Linked DNA regions of Homo sapiens: regions 1 and 3 are each linked to region 2. The links are chromatin loops, found by intact Hi-C in ENCODE. Cell type or tissue: Caco-2. All regions are shown on one strand. Links, peaks and the distances in the headings refer to the core of each region. The heading gives the core; the rest is flanking DNA.

What was found. Hi-C counts contacts between places; a loop is a spot of excess contacts. Peaks named below come from ENCODE experiments on the same cell type or tissue, not always from the same donor. Only the 100,000 strongest peaks of a DNase experiment are listed, where the experiment ranks them.
Region 1: it touches region 2 in a loop (5-fold over the local background); 4 of 110 quality-filtered maps call a loop at or near these places.
Region 3: a loop joins it to region 2, with 2.6 times the contacts of the local background. A loop is called at or near these places in 4 of 110 quality-filtered maps.

What each region holds. Positions count from the first base shown.
Region 1 is chr15:58,599,026-58,609,995 of GRCh38, forward strand. It overlaps ADAM10 (ADAM metallopeptidase domain 10), which reads right to left. Exons shown (of 16, transcript NM_001110.4): 15 at 573-699. It overlaps LOC124903600 (small nucleolar RNA U13), which reads right to left and starts at 1,210; the gene lies at 1,107-1,210. In Caco-2, for the core only: no CTCF peak of the experiment used is centred there; DNase peaks (open chromatin) are centred at 5,466 and 5,806.
Region 2 is chr15:58,529,654-58,540,623 of GRCh38, forward strand. LIPC (lipase C, hepatic type) reads left to right here. Exons shown (of 9, transcript NM_000236.3): 2 at 8,680-8,864. Among named protein-coding and RNA genes, the nearest start is that of LIPC-AS1, 36 kb to the left of the region's middle. In Caco-2, for the core only: no CTCF peak of the experiment used is centred there; DNase peaks (open chromatin) are centred at 5,068 and 5,868.
Region 3 is chr15:58,584,332-58,595,301 of GRCh38, forward strand. It overlaps ADAM10 (ADAM metallopeptidase domain 10), which reads right to left. Exons shown (of 16, transcript NM_001110.4): 16 at 4,478-10,970. Among named protein-coding and RNA genes, the nearest start is that of LIPC-AS1, 91 kb to the left of the region's middle. RefSeq lists enhancers at 1,134-1,213, 1,524-1,573, 1,614-1,843. In Caco-2, for the core only: no CTCF peak of the experiment used is centred there; a DNase peak (open chromatin) is centred at 6,070.

The sequences.
Region 1 (10,970 bases), core at 2,075-10,074, 70 kb after region 2:
ACTAAAAACGATAAGAGAGCTGGGTGCAGTGCACGCGCCTATAGTCCCAGCTACTTAGGAGGCTAAAGTGGGGAGGATTGCTTGAGCTCAGGAGTAAGTCCAGCCTGGGCAACACAGTGAGAGAAAGAAAAAAGAAAAAGAAGGAAGGGAGGGCGGGAGGGAGGGAAGATGGAAGGGAAGGAAGGAGGAATGAAGGACAACAATATGAGAAGCACAACTATTAGAATAGAAAGATCAACAATTTTAAAGTAGTTCACCATAATCATGGCAAGGGAATATGTTAGAATATATTTAAAAAAAAAAAAACAAGAAAACAAATACCAAGCAAAATTTAAAATTTCTAGTTCTAAATATTTTCAGACACTCAGATAAATTAGCATTAACTTAGCAGTCACTGGCCAGATTGGATTGACAAAAAGCACACAAATATCAACTAAATCATTCATCCAATAATCCCATTCTTACGGAGAAAGTACTGTAACATTAGTTACTACAGACTCATTTATAATTCAATTCTACCTGCTAAACAATTCTGAGTTACATAAATATGTATCTTGCTCAAATATTCTTACCTGGAAGTGGTTTAGGAGGAGGCAACTTTGGATTACTACTTGGAGTATGAACACTGCATATCTTAATAAATCCAGCCATTAGCATGATCAGAGCAATTCCCATAAGTAATACTGCCCACCAATGAGCCTAGAAATAAACAGATTTTTCCACTGAAAAAAAAAAAACTACAAAATATTTTAGAGTATCTTTTACAGTATATAAAACATAGAATAGAACACAGTATATTGTAATTTTTAAAGAACATTTGTTTAGGAGTTGTATACATATGTTAGATATTTGCACATATATATTATTTAAATATAAAAAAAAGTTTAAAGGAGAAAATGGAAATCACCCATAATTTCATCTCATAGAGGAAACCGCTCAATCTGATTTTTTTTAGTCTCTTTACATATAACAACATTTGTCATACACATGAACACAAATACAAAACTGGGGTCATCTTGCATATAGTTATATTGCATTTTCCCATGTTATTAAATATTTTCTGGTTTAAATATTGCCTTTGTTTTTTCCCCTTACTCTTTTTTCTCCCTCAAATGGATAATGTGCCAATGCCCTAACAAGGTTTGAGGAAGGCACATCTCACATATGAGTGTGCAAACCCAATCATCACACTTATGAACTACAAAAGGATCTCCTCTTACTCTTATAGACTATGTTTTGATTGCGTTTATACTTTCCATGGCTTAGAAAGCATGTAACTTGCTTTAAATTCTACTAGTGAATAGATTTAAAAATTACTCTTTAACCTACATTGCTTTCTAATTATCAAAGTTAAGACTGAAATTCTATCTCTTTGAGACACCCTTTTCCTCTTTTATTTCATTTGGAATTTGAGACTCGGACTAGTTATGAAATTACTTTTTATATACATTAGTTTTCATTACATTATATATAATATCTTTATTGTATTCATTAGTTTATAGGCTATCTTTTTAAATATGAAAAGTGGAAGAAGATACATATTTTAGCAGCAGGCAAAGTTCATCCCGTCTTAGAAGAAACCAAAACTTCTATTTTAACCTGACCTATATTAAACAAATCAATTAGCCAAACAGAAAAACCTTCAAAAATTATTGATAAATTTATAGGAAAATTACTGTGTCTAGTCTTAAATTATATTTTGCAATTCCAAATATTCAAACTTTGTTTTAAGACCACATGTACTAATAAACATCATACAAAATATTTACAGCTTCAAAACTGAACCTTTACATTTATTTAACACAGGTTACTGTAACATATATAATTACTACTAATAGTTTCCAGCAAAACTCCCATTTAAGAAGACTGTCTATGACTTAGGGACTTACAACAAACTGGGTACTACTTCTACACTGTTTAGTTTTTCCAGCAGTGTTTATATAATTAAAGTAATACTAATGCTAATTTTAGCATTAATGAGAGTAATGCTAAAATTAAAAGGCATGTTGTAGCAAAATATCCCAAGCCACTTTTTCTTTGTGTACACAAAGCCTTTCCTACTTTCTAAACATTTGTTTTATTTTGAAAGAGTCTCAAACTTAAAGAAAAGTTGCAAGTACAATTCAAAAGTTCCAAGTACCTTTTAAAAACCTGAGGCCGGGCACGGTGGCTCCCAGGTGGCTCCCAGCACTTTGGGAGGCCGGGGCGGGTGGATCACCTGAGGTCAGGAGTTCGAGACTAGCCAGGCCCACATGGTGAAACCCCGTCTCTACTAAAAATACAAAAATTAGCCAGGAATGATGGTGGGTGCCTGTAATTCCACTATTAAGGAGGCTGAGGGGGGAGAATCGCTTGAACCAGGGAGGCAGAGGTTACAGTGAGCCGAGATTGTGCCACTGCACTCCAGCCTGGGCAACAGAGTGAGACTCCACCTCAAATAAACAAACAAACAAAAACAAAAAAGAAAAACTTTTAAAAATCTGGAAGCACCTCAGAGTAAGTTGCTAGCACCATGCTGTTACTCTTGAACATTTTAGCATATAATTTCTACAATATAAGGGTGGTTTCCTAGATAACAAGACAATCATCAAAATCAGGAAATCAGGGCTGATACATTACTAACATTTAATCCTCAGACCCCATTCAGGTTTTGCCATTTGTCCCAATACTATCCAGTTCAGAATCGTGTGCTATATTTAGCCACCATGTTTCTTTTCTCTCCTTTGATTTGGAAAAATTCCAGTGTTTCCTTGGCTTTTATGACCTTGATACTTTTGAAGATTACAGGGCAGTTATTTTGCATGGGAATGTCCTTCAATTTGGGTTCCTCTGGTGTTTCTTTGTGATCAAATTCAGGTCACACATCTTTGGTAAGAATATCACAGATGCTGTGTTCTCGCTGCATCCTATCAAGTAACACGTGATTTTTATTTCATTACTGCTGATGTTAACTTGATCACTGGATTAAGGTGTTATCTGCCAAATTTTACCATGATTCTTGTTTCTCTTTTGTAGACAATGAAAATTTTGTAGGGACCTAATTTGGAAGTATGTAAATATCCTGTTCTTCATCAAACTTTCAATGTATTCATTTATTTATTCCCTCATGGTTTCCTATTTTTTATAAATATATAATCAATTACTGACATTATTGTGTTTTTTGGACATGTCCTCATCATTCTTTGAGCACTTTCTTACTTTCTGGCCCAACAAGAAGTTCCAGATTTATCCTGTTCTTTCCCTACCCCAGCCTTGGAACCTGCCAAAGAGCCCTGGTTTCTTTTAGTCCTACCCTTCCTATGTAGACACCTTCCTCATCCTACTTGCACTCTTGACATCCCATGCCAGTCACTCCTCCACAGGGGTGCAATTCTCACCCTGCTTGGGCTCTGAAACCCCATACTGGTAGTGTTCCCCATCCCACACCTTCTGAACCTGGTCAGCTTCCAACACTCTGCTCTGTGCCACTATAGCTCCCCAACTTTGGCGTGGATGCCTACCTTGCTTGGGCTCACCTAATGGCTTTAGGAATTAACTGCTTCAAAAAAGGAGAGGGAATAAAAAAGGGAAAGAGATATATACATACGTACATATATATGCACACACACACATATTCATATATATATTCAATTTTAAAATCAAACTTAGAATGATTTACACTTGAGTGTCATTTCTCAGTCTTATTTAATTCTCAGATTAGATCTCTATACAGAAGAGTCCCACAGACACCTTTCTTCTCTTTATTTTCATGTTTATTGTTCAATCTGTAAAAACTGTATCATGGTTGTCCCTCACATTGCTTGTTATTGCAGGGACGGCAAACTCAAAAGCTTACATGGAAGGTAAGGTGGAATGCAATTCAACCTTACTGCTTAAAGATCTGATTTTTCAAGAGAAGCAATATATCCGAATTTTTATTTAAAATCTATTTTTAAATGCTGGCAAACTTGTGAGAAATTTCTTAAAACAATGTGTAGAATACACAAAACATGCTGACAGGGCTGAATCTGGCTTGGAATTTAAAACTTTACAATCTACTTTCTAAAAGCCACTTCTTGAGACTGCCAGATTTTTTTTTAAGTTTTATTTTGTTTTCTATAAAAATTGTGTTCAGAGCTCTGCTCTCCTTGTTAGTCTTTAGGATGATGTTCCCATTCCTTTATTATATAGGTATTCCATAGACTCCTATTGTTTTTTGTTTTTATTCATCCTCAAATAACAGACCTGCTACTTATCGCAAGACAGGGTAGAAGGCCACCCTCAGTCTGTCAAAGCAGTACACGACCATTTTGAGTAATGCAGAAAGTTTAGCATCCCTGGCCCCCAACCATCAAATGCCAGTAGAGCCCCTTCAGTTACTCTGACAACAACCGTACATTTCCAAACACCTGCTGGGGAAGTGGTAACACCTCTAATGTGAGCCAATCCATGAGTACAAAGGCTTAAGAGTTTTCCTACTAGCTTTCTCACGATGATGGGCAAGTTGGGTACAGGAGACACACTTCTCTTCCTAAAGTCATTATCATCTTCAATATATTTCCTTCCTTCATCTTTACTTTCATTTTTATGAAAATATGGCCATCAGTGTTATGGCTACCTAAAATATGGAACTGACCATGTTACTCCTTCATGTCAAACCCTTCTTCGAATGCTTCCCACCAAAGATTTCCAAGATAGACCACTATGTAGGAGAGAGGAAAAAAAGCAAAAGCAAAAACTTGAGCACACGATAAAGTACAGCAAAGTGTATATGATTCCACCTTTTTAAAAAGTAAATATCCTTACAGTGGTATAGACAGTTTCGAAGAATACACAAGAAATCCATCCTAGAAAGATTGGGGGTCCAGGGTTAAAAAAAAAAAAAAAAAAAAAAAAGGCCTACTTTAGAATGTATTACTTTGTCAACTAAAAAAAGAATAATCAAACTTTTCAAAAGAAAAAAAGTAGAAAAAAATGTTTTGCAAAATTCATACTTCTGTGACTTTTTCACATGCTCTGTCCCCATAAAATATTTCTGTACTCTCTACTTCTACTAATTCTTAAGAACTTAGCTTGGCCGGGCACGGTGGCTCATGTCTGTAATCCTAGCACTGTGGGAAGCCGGGGCGGGTGGATCACCTGAGGTCAGGTGTTCAAGACCAGCCTGGCCAACATGGTGAAACCCCATCTGTGCTAAAATACAAAAATTGGCCAAGCATGATGGCAGGTGCCTGTAATCCCAGCTACTCAGGAGGCTGAGACAGGAGAACCGCTTGAACCTGGGAGACGGTGGTTGCAGTGAGCCGAGATTACGCCACTGCACTCCAGCCTAGGTGGCTGAGTGAGACTCCATTTCAAAAATAAAAATAAACAAAGAACTTAGCTCTGGCGTTATCTCCTTAAAGGCTTTTCCTAATAGGTTCTCCCAGTTCTGTGAAAACAGCACACAGACTGAAGATATGTTTCTCTGGCCTGTCTTCTCTATCCCAAACTGACCTGTGAGCTCCCTGGACTTATATCCTATTACCTCAGTACCTACCCAACAAACAAAATACCTGTTGAACTAGTTATTACAAGTAAGTCATTATTTAAATATTGACCTTGAAACATAACTAACAGCTCATTTATTACTTCCAGATTGCCTAACACATACAAATAATGTGACAAGGCCGTTACAACAGAGATAGGACAGTAAAACTGGTTTGGATATATTTAATGATAGTCTTTTTAGTACCTACACACTCTTTTTTTTCTCTTTTAAGAGACAGGATCTTGCTCTGTTGCCCAAGCTGGAATGCAGTGGTGCAATCACGGCTCACTGCAGCCTTGCCCTCCTGGGCTGTGGTGATCCTCCTGAGTAGCTGGGACTACAAGGTACATGCCGCCACACCCTGCGAATTCATTTATTTATTTATTTGCACACACAGGTCTTGCTAGATTGTCCAGGTTGGTCTTCAACTGCTAGTCTCCAGCAATTTTCCCTCCTCAACCTCCCAAAGTGCTAAGATTAAAGGTATAAGCTACTGTACCTGGCCTATAGATTTAAATAAAGAGCCATACGAGTACACGCTATGGCAGTAAGAGAGGCAGATTGGAGACAGAAAGCCCAGATTTAGTAGTGGTTAAAACTGTAGAAAACAAAGGTAAAAAGAACCTAGTCGCAGTTTAGATCAACAGATGTATAATAAAATATGGCACTCAAGCCCTTCAGAACTTCCAGTTCCTTCTAGCACAGTGTTCCTGGCTTTCTTCTAAATTTTTTCAGGTAACTATGTATCTCACAAGCCCAATGCTTGAGATGTTTTAGTGCCAATGATAGTAGCTTTTGTGAATTTAGCGTGTGGGGAAATGGAACATGGCAATAGACAAAAGACAGTAAGAAAAACTAAACAAAATAAATAGTGCATCTGAAAATATTAGTAAGTACGGCCACCTTTATAGTTTTCCTTTTTAAAAAAAGAATGAGTTAAATGCTAAATTACATGCTATCCCCTTTAAATATACTATAAAATCAGGGAAAGGAATACTAACTAGGGTAGTAAATGTAAAATATGCATTTCTCTCAAAAGAAAAGATCACAAATTGCCCACCTGTTAGTCTGAAAGAAAGGGGAGCTGTCATTCATTCAATGAACATTTACTGAGCGTAAACTGAGTGCCAGGGTCTTATATCCCAGAGACAAGGGTGTTAAGCAAAACTTTAGGGACAAAGAGAAGACATCCAACCATTTTTCAAAAACTCAAGAAGTTTCTCAACTCAGAAAATAATTCTACATAAGAAAAAGAGAGATGATGTTCAATACAGGCACTTAAACATAGCCAATAATAAAGTAAAAAGTCAAAATTAAATAGTCTAATTTATTATGTATTAATTACAATAGTATTTAATTTGATAATCTAAATATAAACAAAAAGAACCTATATGGTAACAAAATGACAAAGCAAGTATCATCTAAAAAAAAGTGCATGAGCGAGGACAGGGAAGACATGCACTCAAGTCTCTTCAGACATAAGATAATCTACTGTTCTTAAAGACCTCCAGAAAGTCAACCATATGATCCTTTCAATGAATACTGCAGTGTTCAACAACGCTCACTCTCAGCAAATGCATTCTGGACTTCCCATGGGTCACAAGACCATGTGGGGCCCAGAGCTCCTTGCCATGATACTGATTATGTCATCCCTATAGGGGCAGAAAGTTTCCTTTCAATTTTTCAGAAGACATAATACTATAGTCTGGGCTTTGAATATATACTCCTCCTATCCTTCAAACTCCCACCACCACTAGCAGCAGCAGCAACAGCGATCTGCCAAGCAGAAAGCAACTTGCTACTAAACTTTTGGTTACTTTAAGCTCAACCTGGGCAAGTAAGATAAAATACCACTAACAGGAACCTGAAAACATTCCAGTTTCAAAGTTAATATGCACAAGTTTTACTCTTTTCCATATAAATTATTACATTTGAGAAATCTGCTTCATTCATCTAGCAAATGTATACTGTGTCCTCACTATATGCTGAAAACCTTACAATATCATTATATCTTTGTTGTTAAAGTTTCATTAAGTGCTATGCTATGTGGTCTGTTCCACAAAGCAATGAAACCACCTTCTATTTTCAACATATCAAGATGATAAAATGGAAAATTTCTGTTACAAGTCTTTTTAAAAAGGAGTCACATATCACAGAGACTGAAAAAAATGGCAGACAAACTATTAGCACGCACCATCACCTACTGACTCAGTGGGTCTGGAATGGAACGTAAGAATTTGCATTTCTATGAAGTTCCCAGGTGATGCTGATGCTGCTTCTCAGGCCTACACTTTGAGATCACCGCTCTCGATCAGGAGTTGGCAAATATTTCCCATAAAAGCCCAGATAAACATTTGAGGTTTTGTGGGGCCATACAGTCACTGTTGCAGCTACTCAAAGTGCAAAAGCAGCCAAAGACAATGTGTAAACAAATGGGTGTGGCCATGTTCCTATAAAATGTTATTTATCAATACTGAAATTTGAATTTCATATGATTTTTAAAAGAATGTTTTGATAATTTTTAAATTTTTTTCAATCATTTAAAAATGTAAAAACCGTTCTTAGCTTCTGAGCCATACAGAAATAGGCACGGGCTGGATTTGGCCCATGGGCCATAGTTTGCCAACCCCTGTTCTAGATGAGTGGTTCTTAACCCTGGCTCCTCATCAGAATTAACTGGAGAGTTTTAAAAGACCCAGATACTTAAACCCAAGAGATTCTGATTTAATTAGTCCAAACCCTAGGGTGATTCTGGTATACAATCAGGATTGAGAACTACTGCTATTAATCAATATTTTTCCAAATGACATCTAAGGATATTTAGGACTTAGTCTTTTCATCATAAAAGTTTCTAGGGTTAGGTAAGTTTGGAAAATGAAGTTTAAACGATTTATTTATTGCAGGTCTTCTCACAAATCTCCAAGAAAGGTCTATAGTATGGAGTAGTTTTCCAGATTCATTTGACCATTGAAGGCCCAGAACATCTAATGGAACTAGTGTTCTGTTAAGCATTTGGGAAACAGTGCTCTAAATCTTTCATTCATAAAGAATACCAGATACTTACTACTTAGATGCATAAAATTATAGCAAAATATGACAGCAGAAACTAATTTTAAAATGAGAATGTGTTTGACTCTTGATAAATTAGCAATACAAAAATACAAACTCCTGATAAATCTGAACAAGTTAAAAAGAAAAAAGCCACAAAATCATCAGGCAATGATTTTTAAAAGGAGGGGAAACACAACAATACATTTGAACAATAAAAGTCAAGGTAAGAGGTAGTTTTCTACAATGTCAAACCTAACATGAAAGATACAGAAAATCAGAACACATCAACTATAGAAGAAACTGGAAATGAATTACCAATGCCCTCAATCCCTAATTAAAGAAAAGGAGATGCTGAAATAAGGTCTCAACAGATTTACTGATGAATGCTCTTAAATGTTTCAAGAACTAGATGACTCTTTGATAAATCCAAAGGATGTTTATCATTTTATCCTGTCCAAACACACAGTAGGCACTCAGCAAATACAGTAAATGTATTTGGAAAAATCAAAACATAGTTGTCAACACAGAAAAGAAAGTATCACTTCCGTGGTACCAGTAGCAGCAGTCAATAACCCATGCCCTGAAGTTCTAAATTGTTAAGGTTCTTCCTACTCTACCCTGCATGAGGAGAAAAGCTGCCATAGTGTAACACAGAAAGAAGACAAAACGCCACCAGGCACCACTGGAAAGGAAAGTAGTGAAACTAACCCCTCACTTCTTTCACAGCTTCTTACACAAGAGCATCCTGATAATCTGTATTACTAACTGGAAGGGCACTTCCCTAACATGATAAATCCCGGTATGCAAGTAAACTATGCACATAAGCAAATGAGACAAGTAACTTGTAAAGACCAGATGTTTATTATCTTACTGCTTGATGTGGTTAATGCCCACAAATGCACCAACAGCCTAGCGGTACTCTTCACACATTATGAGCATGCTATTCGAAAGACTGGCATATGCCTGTCAACAATGATATAAAATAAAGGCATGTTCTATCCCACACACACTTAAAGTCAACGTCTATGAACTTGAAAGTGTCTGATTAATTAGTTCCAGAGCACAAGAAAGGACTTCATGTTGCCAATTCATTGTGAAACATTTCATTAATCCTCACATCTAAAATATGGGGAGAAAAGGTCTTAAAAATACTTAAAAGATCATGTCTATTAAATATTTTTAAAGTGAAAATAAATGGGCTTTTGAAATTCTAAATAATGTAATGAGTGAAAATTAGAGATAACAGAGAAAAGTAAAAAAATGCTATGTTTAGATATGACTTAGTACCCCAAAAATCTAAAATATCTAGCACAATATATACTCAGTAGAATGTAATTCTGAGATCTCCTTTCGTTTTCTGTATACACTGTCTTCTACAGCAGACAAGTATACCAAATTTCAACTTTTCTTATTAGAGACAATCAGAAAAAAAAATAGCTGAGTTGAAAATAAAGAAGGGCCAAGAAAGGTAAGCTGCTTGAAGTCACAGAATTGATAAACACCAGAAAGATTATTTGAATCCTTACGTGATTCTCAAACATGTGCTCTTTCCACTGCACCATGGTACCAGAAGACAACTTCAGTTTGACAGGTATTTACTAGAACTTACCACGCAACAAGCACAGGAATTTAAAAAAAGAGTAACATGTTTTAAGGAAACCTAAGTTAAGTCAACTGCTCAAGTATTTGGTTTGAAACCTAGGTAGATCTCCTAAATCCAATTTCAACAATCCTTCTACTCCATGATCATTACATATCTAAAAACCACATATCCTAATGTGTCCTAGGAACGGTAAACATCATTTTAAATGCTGGGGTTAACTATAAAATTTTTACTCTAGAATGTTATTAGAAGAGTACAAAAAAGGCTGACATCCCACACAAACAACATCTTTTGTGCTTTAAGGCATCCATAGTTCTGAACACACACATACATACATACACACACACACACATACACACTAATTTGAGAAAGGGGAATGTGAGTTATAAGTCAATTTCCAAAGCAAACTACATTCAGTTCAATTATAGCACATTCTCAAATATATCATTTGCAAGCTTCCTATAGATATTTTAATGTTATCACTTTTAAAGCATGAACACTTAAGTTGAGATAGTCAATCTTGACAATCTTTTAAGAAAACATCAGGTAATTCTGTGTTTGTACAACTTGGAGATATGTGGGCTTAAAAATAAGCGTTCAGTGGATTACTGCTGGATGAACATCCATAATCATTAGTAGATCTACAAAAGGCTGTGTATCTGATCTTATTCTGTTCAACATTTCCTATTACAAACAAGATAAAGACCCAGAGATTATACTGAAAGATCAGGAAAAATCACCAATTAGTCCACGATTTGGGCAAATAAGTTGTCTTGAAAAACAACAAAAAAAAATGTTTTTTAAGTC
Region 2 (10,970 bases), core at 1,480-9,479:
GCTTTAACAGAGATAGGAAGAGTCCTAGAACATGGCAGGGAAGAGGGTCGGAACCTCTGTCCTCCAGCACAGTAGAAGGATGCTGGCTTGAATGTCAGGAGAGCCCAGAGTTTCTACCTGGATGCATGGTTTGGGGCATGTCAGGTGGCCTTTCTGGGTCCCAGTTTCTTCAACTGTGACATAAGGAAGGTAGACTAGATCATCACTACCAATAAAAGGTCCCTGGTCCTTGGGGAGCAGTGGTTGGAGTGGGAGAAGGGCATCGCCCAGCTATTTTCCAACACATCGTAAAAGATATCGCACAGGACAACTGAATGTTGACTTGGTTTGCTTACCTGTGGAATTCTATCCACTTGGTGTGGTAAAACGGATTCTCGCCAGAGAACTGGAAGTGTAGATGGGTGGTGTTACCTATATCCTTGATTGATAAGAGAAGGAAAATGAATTTTTCCTCAATAAGTACAGGTTGTTTGAAATGCAGGCTGGGTGCAGCGACGCTGCATGGTCTCCAGGCGCCTTGTGTTTCTAACCCTCTTGCTGGACAACTTGGCCTCCACAGGGTAGTCCCCAGGGAACCCTTGGCCATCTCCGGCCTGAAGGAATCAGGGAAGACCTTCCGGACATGCCAAGTCTCCCTGAGACCCTGCTCCATGAGGGCTGGCTCCCTCCCCGACCTGGTCTTTTGGTTCAAAGTCAGTCCTGGAGTTATGTCTGCCAATTGACCCCAACCTCCAGAAAACTCAGAAACAGCCTGTCCTCTCAGGCCTGCAAACCAGGAGCAGCCAGGCCCAGCCCTGACTTATGCAAGTAACTACCACAGAAGGCCTGCTGTGCAGCCTATGCCGCTCAACCTGGATCAAGGGCAATGTGGAGAAACCACATTATTGCTTGACTATAGTGCAGTATTCCAACAATCATTTTAAATGTGCACTTGTGTAACCATGATCACCATCAAGATGTAGGATATTTCCATCTCTCTTTAGAGATTCCCTTTTGCCCTTTGCTAGTTAATCCCCACCCCATTCCCTGGACCCAGGAAATCACTGATCTGCTCTCAATCACAATAGCTTTGCTTTTCCAGAACGTCCTGTAAATGGAATCACACAGTTTGTACCCTTTTAAATCTAGCTTCTTTCACTTAGCTTTATGCATTTTAGATGTATCCATGTTCTGGCATGTGTCAGCAATTGTTCCTTTTTCCTGCTGAGTAGTATTCCATTGGATGGATATGCGACAATTTGTTTATCCATTTACCAGTTGATAGATATTTGGGTTGTTTCAGATTTGGGGTTATTATGAATAAAGCTGCCATGAACATTTGAATATTTATGTGGACATATGTTTCCATTTCTCTTGAGTAAACGCTTGAAGTTTACTGGGTCCTATAGTAAGTGTACATTTGCCTTTAAAGAACTTGTCAAACGGTTTTCCAAAGAAAGTATTTTTTGTTCTCACCAGCAATCTATGAGGAGTTCTACCCGGTTTTGTCAGTCTTTTTAATTTTAGCCATTCTAAAGGGAGAGAAGTGATATTCCGTTGTGTTTTAAATTTGCATTTCTCCCATGACTAATGATGTTAAGCACATTTTCTTGTACACATGTGCCCTTTGTGTATCTTCTTTTAAGGATATCTGTTCAGTTCTCTCACCCTACCTTGAACCTACACAGGGTGGAATGTGCCTATGACCTCGGAAGGACTTTAGGGAAGCAAGCCCCACTTTCCCCAGAGAGGATTCCAGTACAAACGGAAAGCTCTTCTGAATGGCATACTCTTTCATAACCAGATTTCTTAAAAGAAAAAAATCATTCTGATTCTAGCCTGAAGTGCAGTAGAATTCAAGAGAATTTAAGAGAAAAGTTTAGAAGGAAAAAATTTTTGGCAAGAAAAAAGACTCTACTTACTTTTTTCCCTGGGATCCACAAAAGAAGAAGTTGTGGCCTCAGGCTACAGTAGTATGGAGCCAAAATGGACTCAAAAAAAAAAAAAAAAAACCCCAGAATAAATCAGACATGAAAATAACTTTCCTTCCATCCCGTATCTCATTTTCTTATTTGACAAAAAAATAGTAAAGAGCAACTACAACAACAAAGAAGAGGTGAAACAAGAATGCAAAAAATGATGGGAAGATGGCAACCTCCAAAATGTAATAAATTAATTTCAGCAGCTTTAAACCTAAAGCTATTTGTAAAGAATAGCTAGAAAAGAAACCCACTCAAGACAAACTTAGGAATTTCTTCTGAGTTCAAAACAATATCTTAATGACCTGAAAAATTACCACGGCTTTACAAAGCACCTCATTCACTCCTTAGGAGTGAATTATACCTTGGGTAATTGAGGTTCGACATTATAGTGAAGTGATGCTAGGGTGTCACAAGAGGTGAAGGACAATACAAAGTTTAGTAACTATTGTGCACATTCAGAAATTGAGACACAGAATTACTTTCAAGAAAAAAGTAAATGGGAGGGTCAGGTGTCCAGGTCAGGGCAAAATTCAAGATGGTGGGAGTGGGAGAAACATTCCTCACCATGGCCTTGGGCAGAATCTGCTTATCTCCAGACAAAGCTCAGCAACAGCTAGGAGCTGAATCTGTAAGGTCCAGCAGTGACTAAATTCCCACACAAATGTTTCCATCTTTCCATCGTGCAAGAAATTCTGAAGCCAACATTGCCCAGCTACAGATCATTGGCCTGACCACAGAAGCCAGGGACAGAGCTGCGGTTACATTTATTACATAGGATTGTTCCATCCTGAGCAGAGTACATGGCCTGGAGAGTTTTCAGGGCAATTATGAAATTTCGGTCTTCCAGAGGACCCTTGCCAGGTCTAGGAATATTTTCAGCAGTGGATGTTTACAAAGCAAAAGCCCCCCTACACACACATTAGCAAATTAAATAATGCATGTTGTATGAAAAACCTTGTGAGGGGCATAGCAATACCCGAGGCTTCTTTCTTATGCACTTGTGTGCCCAGTACCAGCCAATACATGGAAAGGGCTCAACAAACACTGAACTGAGCAACAGCTTCTAGCCCAGGCATCATGGGCGGGAGGCAGATCCTGACTCCAATCGGGCCTCCTATGGTAGAATCCCTGGTTCTCTCCCATGGAAGGTGCCCCACCTCAATTGCCTGCAGTCACCCATCTGCTGATGTCCTTACCCAAAAGAAAATGAAATAATTTCTTCTTGTATGAAATATCAGGAACCCTCAAACCTAGGAGTTAACTAGGAATAGAAAAATCACTTGCTGTAAGAAATAATATTAGAAATGTAATGGCTGGACCCAGCTTCTCCTTCTAACTAATTTTAAGGATTGTTTTGCTGCTCTAGGAACTTACTGTCATACAGAGGACAACCCCAAGCCTCCCTAGTCCATCAACCCCTTTTCCTGGATACAGGGGCTGAATCCCTTGATGGATTTGATCACTTACCTCAATTTAATATTCCTCCTCCTAAAACCACAGTATCATCCCCAGATTCTTATCACTGGTGTGACTACCTCTTCTGAAGACATGAGAAAAGCTCCAGTTTCAGAAGGTATGCTTGGAGAATGTGCTGCTTCTAGCTTATCCAATATGGAACCAATTTCTTCACTCATAGCTAAAGCATATCCTTTCCTCACAGCTTATCATAGAGTGGCCAGGTTTAAATGAGTCAATACAAATAAGACTGCTGGAAAAGTGCCTGGCACAGAGAAAGCATTCAATATATATCAGCTTTTAAAAATGCTGAAGATCAATTTGAATATATATGTATATATAAAGAGATATAAATAGGATCACACGTAAGGAACTGATTCTACTTTTAGGAAACTACACTAAGAAAATACTAATAGATTCCGATAAATATTTATACATAAAGAATATCATCAGAGAATTGTTTGTAATAGGGCAAATAAAACCTTGAAACAGCATACATTTTCAACAATAGTGGAATAAGTAAATAAATTACGGCACTTTTTCCAAGTACGTTTTGAAGAATTTTTGATGCTATGAGAAAATGATAATGATAAGTGAAGAAGGATTTAAAACCATTTATGTAACATGATCTCAATTATACACACTGTAAATAAGAATCTATGGAACAAATATCTCCATAAGAAAACATTATGAAGATATACTCCAAATGTTATTTGTGTTTTTTTCTAAATAATAATATTCTTTATTTTTTCAGCACTTTTCAAATTATACTGAAATATATTTTCAGCATACATACAATGAGCATCCCTTAATTCTACAAAAAGCAAAATAAAATATGAAACAGTTAAAAGTCTATTGCAACACTATAATTTGAAGGGGAAAAAAAAGGCTAAGGACATACAGTAGGCCACTGGGCAGACAAAGGAGATCATTCTGAGCCTGAGTCCTCAGTATTTGGTGACCCAGTAGAGAGGCAAGAGAGGGCATAAGCTCTAAGCTTTCCACCTTGGGCATAGAGATGAATGACGGTGTTATGAACCACAATAGGAAACGTAGGAAGAAAGGAAGAAGAATGGGTTGGGAGGAAGGAAAATACATTTAGTTTGGCCTTGCTGAGTCTGTAGTGCCCAAAGAGTACCCAGGCAAAGATGCCCAGTCGAGAGCTGGTGATGTGCAAAGCTAAAACTTGTAGGAAGAAACTGCAGTAAAGGTATGAGGGTGGGCACAGCAGTGAGTCCTTGAAGCCACGGGCTTCCCTTAGGATGCCCAAGTGTCCTAAGTGTTCTAGGAATAAGCGACAGACTCTGATCTCATGGAGGCTCAGACCCCTGGGCTTCAGGGCTCTATTCCTTCCACCCCTAAATGTGACCTGAAGTGGCCCCTGCCTCCCTCAGTCCTAGAGGCTGCTGCTCAATTACAGTGAAGAATCTCTTATAGACTCACGGTGACTTAAACGCTATTTGGTGCTGTGGCTGCTATTTCACTGAAGATTACAGGGCTCTCAGAGTTAACCACATAAAACTTGCTGCTATATATTTGTAACCTCCTTTTTCAATAACACATAGGGAAACCATCTTGGGTTTCAGGACCAAAAAAGTGTGAGTGCCTGGCCACCAGGAATGCTATAACTGATCCCGCTTCCCTCTTTGATGTGGCCAAAAAGAAGCTCAGAAAAAAATCTGTGGCCCATCTTCAGCAGCCTTATAAGATCACATAGTGTACATTTTTGGGTGTTAATATTGACATTCCTATCTTTATTGTTTTACTGCCCTTATTTTCTCTTTGTCCCAAGTTCTTCAACTATGAATTTTTGCCAACTACTTCAAGTTAAAAATGTTCTTCCATGTCATGCCCACCCAGTGATTCTGTTTGTTTCTACCTCTTGAAGTTACACAAAATAAGTCTAGTCTACCTTCTCCACAACAGCCCTTCAACTCTCATGTCATCCTCCCAATCTTATTTTTATAGGCACCAGAGCCCCACTTTCTTTAACAATTGCTCGTGGATATGAGCTCTTAAAGAGTCTTTCCTCCATCTAGACTTGACTGATGCTTTATCTTCTCTCGACCTCTTCCCTAAAGCCCCTACGCAGGGCATTCCTCCGCTGCAACACAGCAACCACTTTTAATAGTTGCTTTTCAAGCTTGCATCCCCCACCCCACCATGGGGCTGGGGACTCCTGAAAGGAGCCACATGCTGTCTTTGCCTCCAACTAGTACCTAGCCAGGGGGCCTGGGGCATAATACATGCTTAATAAGTGTTTGTTGAGGAAGTGAATAAATGAATGAGCACATACCTGTATACAGTATACAGCTTCCTCGCTCATACACATGTTAAAGAGAGCTAAAGCCTCCGGGAAGGGAGAAAAGAGAGGGCCCTGTTCAGTCCAGTTGTTTGTGGGGCTTTCCATCTGACAACTGTTTTCCATGGTCTCTCCTGAACAGCCTCGAAGCCTCAGCCACCTGGGCTGGAGCGTATCTCACAGCTAAATCCAGAGTAAATATACACAAGACAGAATTGGTCCTATGAGGACAACTGGGGTGAATTTCCACAGAAAGAAAGGATTTCACTGATCAGAAATGTAAGATGCTAGATGCTCCAATTGGTACTTATTCTAACAACGCTCTCTTCTCTAGGTTCTAATTACATGTCAGGCATTGTTCTGAGCTCTTTACAAATATCTTATTTAATCCTCCTAACAACCTCATAAGATAGGCACTATTTTTATCCCCATTTTATTTTCATATGACCCTCTTAACATTTGAGGCAGCTATCCTAAAATGAAGAAAGGTGTAGTGTTTCAGTCTCTGAATAAAAGAAAATGAGCTACATTAGGTCCAATGTATAAATGGCTGAAGATTGAGTGCCAGCCTTTGATCCAAGATCTGGATCTGGCAGGACACCTCACCGCTCACTAACATTTATTGAGCACCCACCATTGTGCCCAGGGCTACCCTCCATGAGTTCGCTGACAGGTGGAGGAAGCACACACCTGGATAAATAAATCACCCCGCTGCAGGGCAAGTGTATTAGGATCAGGGAGGCAGTACGGTGCTGAGAGCAAGAAGGAGTAATTATCTCTGACTAGATGAGAAGGCTTCCTGGAGGCTGTGAAGTCTCAGTTCCATTTTAATGAATGGAGCAGCAGAGACAGAGCAGGAGGTGAGGTGCAAAGGTACCGGCATCCAAAAGGGCATTTGGGAACTGTTGGTAGCAGGAGAACGAAAAGAGAGGAGGAGGTGGGGGATGAGGGATCATCACTCAGGTGGTGGCCTTGGCTGCAATACCATGAAGCTGAAAGTCACTAACAGGTATAGTCATTTCTGTTTTAGACTCTTTGAGCAGCTGTGTGCAGGAGGACAGAGAGACCAAGCAGAGAGAGACCAGTTAGGAGGCTGCTGTAATAAACCAAGCAAGACACAGTGTGCACGGGAACTAAGGCACAGGATTCTAGGGATATTTAGGAAACCTGAAGCTTTGGACTGATCGAGAAGCTGGCATAGCAGTGCAAGGTGACACCCCGGCTTCTGACTTAGACAGGAGGGCAGCCAGTGAAATCAGCAGGCTAGGTTGGAAGCAGGCTTCCAGGAGTGAGGGCAAGCTGAGACTCTCTATAAGCTCAGAAAAGCCAAAGAGAGCGGCAGAAATTTTCTTCATTATCTCAGAAAAGTTATTCAAATTCTTGCTCACACCTCCTTTTAATAAAATATGATGCATTTCATTCTGTCTTCATAGTGAAAAATCATTGCCCTTTGCTGAGAATTAATAACCTTTTGAGTTAATACCCTTTGGGTAGGAAAATTGGTTTCATTAACACCTCCCCTTGCACTTTGTAGGTTCATCATCTCTTGGTCCTGCTGTCCCCTGAAACCAAAAGCCCAAGACATATTATTTGAGAAGCCTGAATGATTTTATTCTCAGAAAGAATGATCAGGGTCCTTATTAAATGGGCTGAATTGAGTTCACTGACCAAAAAGGTCAGAGCGGCCTTGTGTCTGCTCCTCAGCCGCAGGGGAGCCCACCTTCTACCAGAAGGAAGGGATGAGAGCTTCCTCTCCCAGCTCTTGGCCTGATCCCTAATCTTGGCAGAAAAGATGCGCCCATCTTGACATGCCACGCCATGGAAACGCGCCACCTTGCCAGGCTCTACCAGGCCTCTTGGCAGAGGTGTCCGTCTCTGGTGCAGCACCACAGACAGGACAGCTGTCGGGCTGCCTGGCAGAGTTGGATGGCCACTCACCCACCCCTCCAAAGTGGCTCATGGTCATAGTGAGGCTCCCCCAGAAGAGAGGCTGGAAGGCCCTTCGGTCAAACAACAGAAGGTGATATGTTAAAAACAATCTTCCTCTCCTTTTCCACCTCCCACGGCCTTGGAAAGCCTCCGAATGGACATTCCTCTACTCTTTTCTGTTGCAAACTCTTTAGCAGCAGCCTGGCATCTGGAGCATGAAGCCAGACTCTTCAGCATCCCAGGGCCCTCCATGCTCTGGCCTGCCTGGCCTTGTCTCCTGCCTCTTTATGTATGCAAGGTTGCATGCCTGTGAGCCTCGACTCATGTTGCTCCCTCAGCCACCCCTGACCCCCGCAACAAAACACACACACACACTCAATCATCCTGCAAGGCCAGGGTCAACATCACATTCCCTGAAAAGCCCTCCCTGAATGCCACACCCTCCCTCAAGCGGCATCCACTACTCCCTCTGTGATTCCCCCAACCCTGCCCCACACTCACCCCTGTACCTTGTCCCTGCAAGGCTTACCTGATATAATCTGTCTGCACGTGAGGACAAGTTGAGCCTCAGGAGCTAATACATAGTGTCACCCAGCTAAGATGCTCTATTCACTGTCTCTCTAGGTAGGGATGTAGGGATGAAATTGGAGACAGCGACACCTGGGTTCAAATCCTGTCTCTATCAGTTTTTGGCAGTGTGATTTGGGGTGAGGTGCTTATCCACCGAGCCTCCAAAACTGCCTTGCCTATATTCCTTATGACCTAGAGGGTGACTCTAGTGCTTGATTGGCTGGTCACTGGGATAACAGGCTAGAGGATCTGGTGATCTCAACCTCCTAGGCCACCCTCCATCACTTGGCCATTCCACTGGAAACAGTCTTTGGGGCTCCCCACAGTTGTGGCTCATTCTGATCTCCAGCATCTCCCAGTAACCTCTTTGGCTTGTGCTTGTAGAAGCAGCCTTTGAGAAGACGGAGGGCTTCAGATGAAGCAGATGCCAGGCTAAGCACCGTCCCCAATCTTATATTGCAGAGCCATTTGGAAGAAGAGCTCAAGCTGTTGAAACAAACAAAACGCTGCATGAGATGAAGACCAGATTCCTGCTCTTTGGAGAAACCAATCAGGGCTGTCAGATTCGAATCAATCATCCGGACACGTTACAGGAGTGCGGCTTCAACTCCTCCCTGCCTCTGGTGATGATAATCCACGGGTGGTCGGTAGGAAATGCTGACATGCCGTTTTTCTCTCCGATTTCACATTTTCTTTTTTTCTTTCTAGCGTGTTCATGTTCATAAAAAGATAGGGAGCTGGTGATAACAACTCCATGCATAATGTTTATGAAGCACGTTCTAATTTTCCAAGTGCTTCCCCACGCATTAGCTCATTGATTATCTCGATTCCATGAGTAAGCAGCGTGAGAAAATATAATTATCTCCATGTTTCAGATAGAATGTGGCTCAAAGAGGCCACACAGCCCATTGGGGCCCACAAGGGATTGCAGTCCGTGCAGGAAGAAGCCTCCTTCCTGAATCTGCATGTTACACACAGGGGGACATAGGAAGCCAGAAGAATGGACTCCCAATGAAATGTTGTATCAGCAAGGTTTAAGTTCAGCAGCAAATAACAGAGACTCAAATTAGCAGTGGTTCAAAGAAAACAGAAATTTGTTTTCATTTCGCAAAATATTCCAAAGATATATGTAACCCAAAAACCGGCTAGACAGCTTTGGTCAGTGAAGTCCTCCAGGCCCCAGCTCCTTCCAGTTCACTGCTCTGCCATCTTGGGGTGTGACCCTCATCCTCATAGTCCAAGATGGCAGCTAGAGGACTAGCCATCACATCTTTATTCCAGGAAGCACAATGTAGTAAAAGATGTACACAAAGGAGTCAAAAGCAAGGTTTTTACAAGAGCTTTATTGAGATATAATTTACAAAGCGTACAACTTATCCATTTCAAGTTTACACAATTCAATGGCTTTTGGTATAAAAGAGTGTTTTTTAGGTGTCCCAGAGCCTCTGTGAAATTCTCCCAGTTACATCCATTGACCATATCTAAGTGGAAAGGTGGCTGAGAAGTATAGGCTGTTAAAGAAAATGTAGCCTTTTAGTGATGCTAAAAATTCTATTACTATGGAAGAAGGAGAGAAAGGATATTATTGGCAATAGATGAAGTCAAACCATGTGAGAACTTGTCTCCAAGAGGAAATCCTGCCTCCCCAGTGTCTAGCCCACCCATGATTTCAAGCATAGTTCACAATTTGAACCCTCCAGAGATTTTGGTGTCTACTTCATGACTTAGAAACCTTTCCCTGCCATCTAGTTGAAAAGTACTCTTGAAACCCCCATCTATCCTATCCTGGAGAGGAAAATGAACCCTTCCATCACCTGCCTCCCCTCACCTCTCCCTGCCTCCCACATGACGTTCCAGCAACATCTAACTGCTTGTATTAATAGCTTCCTCCACACCCCATGCACCTGCCTTCTCTCTTCTTGGTCTTGGCTTAGTCTGTGCCCTCTGCCTAGAGTGTTCTTTCTCCTCCTCTTTTCCTGATTAACTCCCACTTTTCCTGTAAGACACAGTCCCAAACAGGTCCTCCTGCAAGCCATTGCTGCCTTCATCCCAGCACTCCCACAGGGCATTCAGTGTCACCGGGAGTTCCCGTGTGGCCCTGAGCACTCTCCACCACTGCTCTGCAGCTCGGCTTTCTAATTGTCTGTGTTTCTCTGCTCTGCTAGGCCGTAAGCTTCTCCCTGGGAAGGATTCTGTCCTATTCTCATCTAATAGACTACTGTGGGCCACTATCCATTATGTAATCAGTGCTCCAAAATGTTTGTTAACTGAATTAAAGATCAAATGAATGAGTCTTGTTTATAAATGCAACATGAGGACCACAGGAGCCTCTTACCAGGATGCTTTTACCAAAATGCACTCTTCATTATCAAAATTCTGTCCAACCTAGTATATGTCTCCTCCTCCTATTACTGCTAATATTAATAACAACAACAACTGCAGTAACGAACATTTGTTGAGTCCTTACTATGTTCCAGACACTGCTCTAAGCGCTTTAGATCTATTAACGTATTTCTCCTTCATAACAATCCTGGAAGGAGAGCATTATTAACCCCATTTTCCAGGTGAGAAAACTGAAGCACAGAGAAAAATAACTTGCCCAAGGTTACTCAGCTAGAAACTAGGAGAGCCTAGATTTGAACCCAAGATGCTCCATGCACATAGAAGGCACTTGGTAAATATCTAGTAAAGGAATGCATCTTACCCTGGAATGGCATGACAGGCCCTCAGGGGAGCTCTCCAGCTTCACCCGC
Region 3 (10,970 bases), core at 1,782-9,781, 55 kb after region 2:
TTATGTTGTTGTTTTTATTTTTCAGAGGCAGGATCTCACTTTGTTATCCAGGCTGGTCTCAAACTCCTGGCCTCAAGCTATCCTCCCATTTTTGCCTCCCCCACATGCTGGGATTATAGGCATGACCCACCACGCCCAGCTCCTAGAACTCTGAGAGGCCAGTCTCTCTCTTCATCTCAGAAACCTTTTAAATATTTTCGCTCACATCTCTCTTCTGTTACATCCTTCACCTCCGTTCTGGATTTTTACTATCTCCTTGTAATCTTGCTCTGTGCTTTCAGATGTCTTTCTCTGACACTAATTCAGACATCAACAGTGACCACTTTCTCCTTCGATTTATCTCTTGAAAGCTCTGGTTCAAAATCATCCTTTTTTGGTTCCAGAGAATCAGTTTTATTGTGCTGCACTTATGTCTCCTTTTCTTATTCTTTGGTTCAAGTTATCTATGTCAGCAGCTATTTCTGTACTGAGGGTTCTGCTTGTAATTCTCCCTGGCTACTGGACTCCATTAGGAATCTTCTTTTCCTTTGTTTGATCACTGGGGCTCTGTTCCAGATACTGAGGTACCTTAAGAGACAGCATTCGCAGCCTGATAGAAGGAACAGCAGTATCAGCCTCCCAGGCTCAAGCTTAGCAGCATGTGGGTTGCCAGTCCTCTGGCAAGGGACTTGAAGGAAGCCTCTCTGCCCCCTTTCTAGTCTCCTCACCTCTCTCAGACACCTTCATAGCAGTGAAGGCAACTCAACCCATCTGGTCAGCTCTTCAAGAAGCAGGGAGACCCACACATTCACGAGGACCTTGCCCCGGATCCCCTCCTTAGGCTTATGATATGGTTCCCAGGCAGGAAGACAATCTTGCCCCAGCTCTCTGACAGGATTCTGCTGTGGCCCGAAGCCTCATTCACATCCCAGGCCTTATCTTCCCCCGGCAAGCCCCAGCAGCTGCTTTTCTCAGGAGAGGCAAATGGGTTAAACTGCAAGTAGAAAAAAGTTCAAGCTGCTATCATTCCAGAACCCCCAGTTCCTCATGTCTCGGAACTTCTTGATGTCTTTATTTTTGCATTCTAAAGTGCTTAATAAACATCACTGAATACATGCTACCACCCCTACCTCAAATCCTGTCTGGTGCAGGTTCAATCAATCATGATGCCTTTGGAAGCTAACTCAAACTGGCTTAAATAAAGAGGGTTTTTTGTTTGGTTGGTTTTGTTTTGTTTTTAAATCTCACACAAAAGGAAGTTCCAAGGTAGAGTGGGGCCTCAGGAAGAGCTGACTGGGCTGCTTGGTAATGTTATGAAGATGCAGTGTTTTTCCTTCTCTCTGCTCCACCATCCTTGATGTTGGCTTCATCCTCAGGCTGTTACCAAGTTGCCCACTGCAACTGCAGGCAGCTCACTCAGGCATGGTAACATCCAGAGAAGGAACAGTAGACATCATGCGGGAGACAGCCCTCTTATCTCACTGGCCAAAATTAGGTGACATGACCATTCCTAAACTTGGCAAGGGTAATGAGATTAACCACAGACCAAGGACCCTAACCACATGTCTGTTAGAGGAGAAGATACTTAAAATCAGGGGACACCTGCTCGCAAGCTAAATGTTCCAGTTCAGTAAGCAGTTTTTCACATGAAAACCAGAACAGTTGACATTCGAGTGTTCACCATATGCAAGGTGCCTTACATACATTCTCCTTTAATCCACATCATAGTCCCCTGAGGTGGCTAAAACTATTATCCCTGTTTCACAGATGAGGTACCTACAGCTTAGCTTTTACAAGGTCACACGGCTAATGGACCATCATTTCCCTCTTTATAGATTCTGTGTCCATGAATGCAGCCTACCATTGCAGTCAGCAACAGAAAATGTCCTTTACATATTAACTCCCTTGGACCCCATGTGAGAGCTATAATTAGGTATTGTACTTTAAGACACTGTCTTTTCATGTTATGGAGCTTGGTAACCAGCTATAAGTGCAAATCATTCATGGCAGACCACTAGCTGTGCCCTCCCTGCTGCCGCTGAGACTGTGCAGAGGCATGTGGCTATGCTGTGGAGTTTCACCTTTGATTATACAACATGCCCAGGAATCCTTTTTATAAAACAAGCCTTAAGATCTTAATATGGGGCCGGGCACAGTGTCTCACGCCTGTAATCCCAGCACTTTGGAAGGCCCAGGCAGGTGGATCACAAGGTCAGGAGTTCAAGACCAGCCTGGCCAAGATAGTGAAACCCCCGTCTCTACTAAAAATACAAAAATTAGCCGGGCATGGTGGTGCAGGCCTGTAGTCCCAGCTACTTGGGAGGCTGAGGCAGGAAAATCGGTTGAACCCAGGAGGTGAAGGTTGCAGTGAGCTGAGATCACACCACTGCACTCCAGCTTGGACAAAAGAGTGAGACTTTGTCTCAAAAAAAAAAAAAAAAAAAAAAATCTTAATATGGAACAGCCAAGCCTTACATATGAAACACTCGACTTACACATTTATTTTGTAGATTTCCCTAGGAACTAACATTTATCTAGGAAATCAAGTAAGTATTTTCTACTCCCTTCTACATATGAAACTCTTTGCATTGGTGGCTCTGCAGTGAGTGTGTGTGTGTGTGTGTGTGTGTGTGTGTGTGTATCAGTGGTTTTCCCATTATAAAACATTTGAGGCAGAAGGTATCTGAAGTTCTATTCAACCCTTCTTCTGTCCTCCCACCCTTAAGATAACCACGTTAACTGTGTAGTGTATTTCTATAGACTCTTTTGCAGCGCATTTTTTATTTAAAGTTTTTATTATGGAAATATTCAAATACACATAAAAGTAGAGAAGAATACAATGAAACCCAACATGCCCATCACCCAACTTCAACAATCAACATTGGCAATGCATTGTAACATAGTTGACATCCTAATATATTTAGTGATTTTAAAAATTATTTATTACGAAAAGAATCCGGTTCATTAAAAATTCAAGCAGTGCAGAAGAGTGAAGTAAAAAATAAAAATCTTCTTACTCTCCCAAGGCCCTTAATCCCAGTGCTCAGAAATAACTTAACAGCTTTTAATGTATCAATCTAGAGATTTTCTCTGAATAAATTATACATTTTTACAAATGTAAAAAATTTTCACACAAGAAATCAGACCATACATATATATTAATACTTGCTTCTTCCACTTAGTACTTCTTGGACTTCTTTAGAAGCAAATACCTGCAGGTAGCCTGCATTCTTCAATGGTTGCAGAGTGTTTCACTGGAAAGCAAACTTAACCCAGGAACGAAGGGAGGGCGACAGCTAGTTGGCTTGTAAGTAGACTCTATCTCAAAAGCCAGAGGCTTACAAAGTGGATTGTGTACACAGTAGGGAGTGCAAAATGCCTACTGGAATGTGGGAAGAAATATGATCTCCGTTCATTTTTCTCTTATCCCTCAAAATTGTGGCATACTTTAAAACATCATCATAGTGCAGTAACACAGTCATATTATTTATACATATTTCCATATTAGGAGTGTGTACTCAAGATTTTTAAGTGTAAGATACAAGATCAAAAAACTTGGAGACAAGCTGGATGCGATGGTTCATGCCCTTTGGGAGGCCAAGGTGGGAGGATCACTTGAGGCCAGGAGTTTGAGATCAGCCTGGGCAAAACAGCAAGACACCCGTTTCTACAAATTTTTTTAATTTTAGCTGGGCGTGGTGGCATGTGCCTGTAATCCCAACTGTGGGAGGTTTGCTTGAGCCCAGAGGGTGTAGGCTCCAGTGGGCTATGATGGTGCCACTGCACTCCAGCCTGGTCTACAGAAAACCTATTTCAAAAAAAAAAAAAAAAAGTTGGAGACCACTGTGCAAAGCAATTCTGATGAGTGCCACAGAGAGCAGAGTTGCTTGTAAGGGTGAGGGAGTAGGCTAACCAGCCTGTCCTGAGAACCTCTGCAACCCCATTGTCAGTGCCAAGTGTCATAACAGATGTGGAAGTCCCAGCCCAGTGAGAATTCCTTAGGTAAGGAGAACCTGTCCCCAGCAGGGCACACTACAGTACCAGCTATCCAAGAAGTAACACCCAGCGTGTTCTGCAGAACTCAAGACTCTTTAGGGGAGAAAACAGCAGAAGAGTTTACTAGTTTGGGAGCACTGCATATTATAAGATGCTTTTACAGATCACAATCAGTGCTAGCATACTAGAGGCTCTCAGAAATACCTCATTTTTTAAAAAATCAATCAACAGAACAAAATAAAAACCCGTGTAACTCTGCATTTCCATTTGACCCTGGAATTTATACCTCCTGTTTTTTCCTGAATATTTGTCTAAAAACCTGTTATTAAAAAAAAAAAAAAAATACTAGATTTCTGTGAAAAAACAGAAAATGTTAATCTGGAAGTTTACTGCAGGAAAATACCTTCAAAACGTTTAACTTCCACCTTTCACTATGAAATAGCCAAATAAACATTACATCAATGATTTAGCTAAAGAAAACATTCATCCACAAACACAAATCTAGAGTCTCCCATTTTATTTCTAATTTGAGCTTTCTGAATACATTTCTTCTCCTATCAGGAGTTGTTACTTACATGCCCCAAAGCTAAGTTATGCCTTTCCCATTTTTGCAAAACATGGTCGGTATGTTTCATATTCTATAAATACAGTGCATATTAGATTTTGAAAGAAAATTTATCTCCAGGTATGACGGAAGGAGGTTGTGCTGCCACAGGATTTAGAATGAGATATGTTAAAAGTTAAAAATACAGCTGTTGGTAATGTGTTGTAATGAAACTAACTTTTGTGCCTATCTTGTGAAATCAGCTTCATTGCCTATTTACAAAGCACACAACAAAACAAATGTTTATTGAACACCTACTATAGCCAAGCTCAAGGAAATGGAGATTAATAAAGCCCAGTCCTGCAGAGGAATCGAGGGAAAGGGCAATCCAGGGAATAGGAAAAGCACATCCAGAGTCATGAAAATAGCAAAGAACATGACGACAGTCAACTGCCCCATGGTTACATCATTTCTAAAAGCTTGTGACAGCAGCTTGGACTAGTTAGAGCAAACTTTTACCGAAACTCCAAAACTCAGGTCCAGCTTTTCTCCTCTGGGAAGTCATCTTGGCTCTTCCCACTACCTACCTACCATGCTCGATATGCACTTCCTCTGAGCTACCAGGGCATCCTGTGTTTGTAGAGTTTCCAACACAAACCCCTCTGTACTGTAACTGCTGGTTTCTTTCCTTCCGCTAGACCCTCAGCTCCCTGAAGGCACAGACTGCAGTCCTTTGGGGGCTGTGAAAAATTGCAGCAGGTTGATAAGTGAATGGGAGCTGAAGTAGCCACTGAGTGTAAATGATTCTCTCGAAAGTTTGGCTTAGATGAGGCAGGATTATATTGTAATATGGTGTGTGCTATGAGAGAAAGATGTATAAAATTCCAGGGCACAGCAGGTCACATGGACACCTCATTCATCCTGGTAGGAGGCTAGGTGTCTTAATCCTAAATTTATGATAGTCATGATACAGACGCCCAGGTCTGAAAAGCGAAGCGCCTTTCACAACTCCCAGATTGTTGGGCCAATATCCTAAGGAGAATAACCAAGTATGACACCTGCCAAAGTACAAGCCAGCTCTTCAGCAAATGAATGCAATGCAAAGCAAAAAATGAAAAAACATTTAAAAAAATAAAGGAATCTGAATGACTAGGCTGACATACCTTTCCCCAAAGAAAAATCAGCTATCAGTGCCCAGTATATAACCAATCGACATTATTAAAAATTCTATGTAATCTATTTAAACTCTCTTCATCCATCATATTTTGACTCAAGCATCACTTTCATAAGGAATTCTCTGACCTTCCTGATGTCCCACCCTCCTTTCTCAGTCCTATCTCTGCATTATCAGCTGTGACAACGTCCCACCCTCCTTTCTCAGTCCTATCTCTGCATGATCAGCTCTTGGATCACCAAAAACCTCCTCCTCAGCATGTATCACAGCTGGAATTGTACATTTATTCACATGATTATCTGATATCTATCTCACCTACAAGACCATACGCTTCACCAGGGCAGGGAAACTGTTAAGTTCACTACTGTATTCTTATCATCTAGCCAAGGCCCTGGCACAATCAAGTGCCTAAGAAGTATCTGTGAGTAAGGTAACTGGTCAATGCATATCAGCAAATGCATACCATAAAAGCCAAAGAATTTCAAACATGCTCTGATATGTTTCAAGGAGGAGGAAAGGAGGAGAAAGAGGAAAATGGTTAACAGGTCACTTCACTTAATTACAGATGCTACTAGCAGATACTTAAGAAAAATGAAAACTAACCACAATCACAAAACTAAATAATGAAGAATATATTGACACCTTAATTTATAAAAACCGGCCTGTTGTATTTAGAAACACAAAGGCTAACTCCCATACCCAAAGGGCAAGGGAAGAAAACGATAATAAAATATTCATTTAAAATAAAGAATAAAATTGCTTAATGTGTTCAGTATAACCACATAGCCTTCATTTTTCCAAAATGATTTTTCTAAAATTCATGCAAATGGAACCACTTTTTATATAAGACAACCTACACTCTTATCAAATTATTCTCATTTTTTTACACTGAGAACAAACAACTACAGAATATCTTTTTAAAGATCTATTTCCACCTCCAGGGAACATGATCATTTAAACAAGAGAGGGCAGAAGAATCTAGTTTATTGTAGTGAGCTACTTAACATTTACTCCAACGTGGGACACACAGGCTTAATGTGGATAAGCTGACCATACTCCTTGACATGTTTAACAGAGAACAAATATTTTACTTAAGTAGTTAGCTAAGCCCTTCAACAGTGAGAGAGAGAGAGAGAGACAGAGCAAACAGGGACCCAATGGCCTGCTTGCTAAGATTGCTGGATGACTGATAGCTTCAAGAGTTCACCCTAGCAGTTGAAATCAATTAATTATTCATTGTAACTGGAGCAGAATATAATTATGTTAGCTTGACTGGTTCAAGTTTAATTCCACTAAAACAATCATTATGAAAATCATTATGAATACAGGTCATTATCATGAATTACTGCTAAAATAAAAACAGTAATGAATCAGCTTCTATAGGAATTTGATTCACATTTAAAACACTTTTTTTTTTTCTTTGAGATGGAGTCTCACTATTTTGCCCAGGCTGGTCTCTAACTCCTGAGCTCAAGTGATCCTCCCACCTTGGCCTCCCAAAGTGTTGGGATTACAGGTATGAGCCATCACAACTGGCCACATTTTAAAACTTCTATGAAAAATTTCAAATATAAACACAGGTAGAGAAAATAGTATAATAAATCCCCAAGTGCCCATCACCCAGCTTCAATAATTATCAACTCACAGCCAATCTTGTTTCAACTATATCCACACACACCAGCCAACTTCAATCCTTATTTTTAAGCAAAAACTTATACATCGTATCATTTCATTTTTTAAGTGTTTCAATTTGCATCTCTAAAAGGGGTCCTTTAAAAAATGTAACAATACCATTATCACACCTAAAAATAATTAAAAACCTTAATATCAAATATCCACTTTTCACATTTTTCCAATGGTCTCAACAGTTTGTTCAAATCAGTATCCAAATAAGTCCATAAATTGTCTTGATAGATGTAGCTCTTAAGTCTCCTTTAACCCATCGTTGTCTTTTCTCTTTGCATTTCTGTTGTTGAAGCAGGACCATATGTCTTGTAGTTTTCCAGAGTCTGGATTTTGCTGATTGAGTCCCTTGTATATTATTTGTCCCTCTGTCCCCTGTATTTCTAATGAAGGGGTAGTTAGATCAGGAGGCTTCATCATGATGAGATGTGACTTTTGGCAGAACTGCTTCATAGGTGGTATATGTACTTCCATTAGGAGGCACAAAATCTGATTGCTCTCACTTTGTGAGGTTAGCAGTCACTGGCGATTATTGTCTAGATCCATAAATTGTTGGGGGGGTAAAATGGTGATATCCTAATTCTATCATTTCTCTTATTACCTGGAATTTCTTTAAAAGCGTATCCCAAAGGTAACTATAATTCTGTCCACTACCATCATTAACTCACAGAGTTAAATACAATACTATGAGTTTCAATCTCTTGCAGATATTATCCTTGCTGATGCTAAAGTTATCTCAGCCTTGGCCAGTGGTAACTTCTAAGGTGCCTCCTGAATCTTTCTGATCTGGTACAAAACAATGTTTCCTAGGTTCTTCTTGTACATTTCTTTCTTACAGGTGGAATTAGTGATTTATCCAAAGGAGTCTGGTTCCCTTGAAGAAAAATGGTACTTAAGAGACCACAATTAGGGCACTCAATTTGACTTGCATTTGAATTATGTCTAAAGCTAATCAACTGAATTAAGCATGAGTCTTCTATTATTGTTTCTAATACATTCATGTGGCTGCATATATGTGGATTTCTAAGGATGGGACTCTGATTTAATATATATATATATATATATTAAATCGTGGTAGTATAACTTGGTACATCTATCTGGGAGACAGTACCATAATTTTTATCAATGTCCCTCAAAAAACCTTTACCCCAACAATTCCACTTTTAGGAATTAATTTCATTATTAGGCTGAGGATTTTCCTAAGAATTGTTTAAAATTCTTTAGAATTGTTTAAAATAATAAACAATGTGGAACCTACATGTCCAAACAATGGGAAATTGGTTAAGAAAAAAAAAAACATACATCCACAGAAATATTTAGAGTAGTTAATGTGATATACATTATCAATGTACCATTAAATGAGAAAGGTGGGTTACAAAAGTGTGCATATTATGTTTTTGTCACACACATAGAAAAAAAGTAACAAAGGCCAGGTACTCAAATTTTTTTTTTTTTTTTTTTTTTTTTTTTTTTTTTTTTTTTTTTTTTTTGAGACAGAGTCTCGCTCTGTCACCCAGGCTGGAGTGCAATGGCGCAATCGCGGCTCACTGCAGCCTCTGCCTCCTGGGTTCAAGCAAATCTCCTGCCTCTGCCTCCCGGGTTCAAGCAAATCTCCTGCCTCTGCCTCCCGAGTAGCTGGGATTACAAGCATGTGCCACCACGCCCAGCTGTATTTTTAGTAGAGACGGGGTTTCACCATGTTGGCCAGGGTGGTCTCGAACTCCTGACCTCAAGTGATCCACCCGCCTTGGCCTCCCAAAGTGCTGGGATTACAGGTGTGAGCCACCGCACCCAGCCCTGCCAGGTACCCAAATCTTACCAGTGCAAACTACACCATTCTGTTGTGTTCCCACTGCTGGTTTAGGATTTGACTTCCCTGGGTCTGCCCAATCAATAGTACTCCTTCATCTGCTTCCAGATTTCGTTCTTGTTCAATTCACCTTGTCCTTGTTGGATTACCCCACACCCTATCACTTTAGTGTAGATTTCAGGAAAAAGCAAAAACTAATCAGTATTTTGCTCAATGCTCCGTTTTACCTAGCATCCTGTTGCTTTTTATAGAAGAGATGCTCTGAAGAACTTACCAATTATAAAATACATGAATTTCTACTGAAAATAGTACATACATGTATATATCTAAGACACACAAACAATATAGTAATATAAAACAGAAGGGCTAAATTTCTATCCTAATCATATAAAGAGTTGAATACAGAAACAATAGTGAAAAAACTAAACTGGTAATAAACGGAAAAGTATATCAAATGGAAGTTGTTTTTAATCAAGAACACAACATGAGAGATGCTGAAACTGAAGTTGTCCTCTGTGGGGCAAACCAATTGTCTTTCTAGTTTCTAAGAAGTTGAAAGTGGTTTTGGGGAAACTAAAATTTCTTACAACTTTAGTGACTTCTCTAAAGATGAACTGTCCCTGGCAGCTGCTTTAAAACTACATCTGGCTTGCACCCTGGTTTTGGGAAACCTTGACCCTTTAAATATGGATAATGAATATCTCTTCTTGTACTCCTCCAGGTGAACTGTCCAGGTTTGTAATGCTTGACACTCTGATACCTTCAATTAGAAATACTTAATAAGAAATGCCTTCTCATGCACAAGCCCCGAAATTTCATAGTTGCCAAGGACACCAATCCCATCTTTAAGAAATAATAATAATTAGGTCTTACTACAGGGACAAATACAAGGACTGAGGGTCGAGTAGTTTGCTCCGCTTGGACAAATCAGATTTCACTATCCTAAGACTGTGACAAACACGAAGTACCCAAAGCATAAAGTGTTGAAGACACCTCACAAAACAAGACTGATCAGAGAAAGTTGTCATTTCCTTAAATAAATGCTTCCCCAAACTGCATGACATTGCTTGACACTACAGGGAATGCTAAATCCAGAAGCAGTCAATAAATTTATTTTATTTCTGATTTTGTTTGTGAATTGGTACCTGAATTTATAAAACTGGGGAGGGAGGGATGGAGGGAGAGAGGACGGACTGTAAACAGAATTTAAGCATTCAATTACAAGTAAAAATAACTAATTTATAATTACCCAAATCAATCAATATTGAGAGTTTCATAAATAACTAAACATAATATACATTTGATGCTCCTAAATTAACAAAGTAATTCACAAAGTATTACATATTTACTCATTTAACAAGTATTACTTATAGCTAACCTTGACTAAAAAAAGAATTTGAAGCAGATTACCTCATGCAGGGAATTATTCTGGGCTTACAATTCCTTTTCTAGGTAACACTGAAATGTCAATTCTCTCCTTATTTGCTATGAAGAGAAAAATGATGGCTCAAAATTTTAAACAAACTTATCATTAAACTAGGCTTTTTAAAATAAATGAGGTACTTAGCATTCAAAACTTTGAAAAACACATAAAAACAAGACCATAAGTTTTCAAAATGACTCACCTCTTCCACCAAGACAAGCACTGAATATTGATTAGAAACAATGTAATGCAGTTGAGATTAGTTGGGTGTTTTAAAAAGGTTTATTGTGTGTACGCAGAGTATCTAACTGGAAATTTTCTACATGGATTCCAAAGTATTAAGAATAAAGATAATCTATAC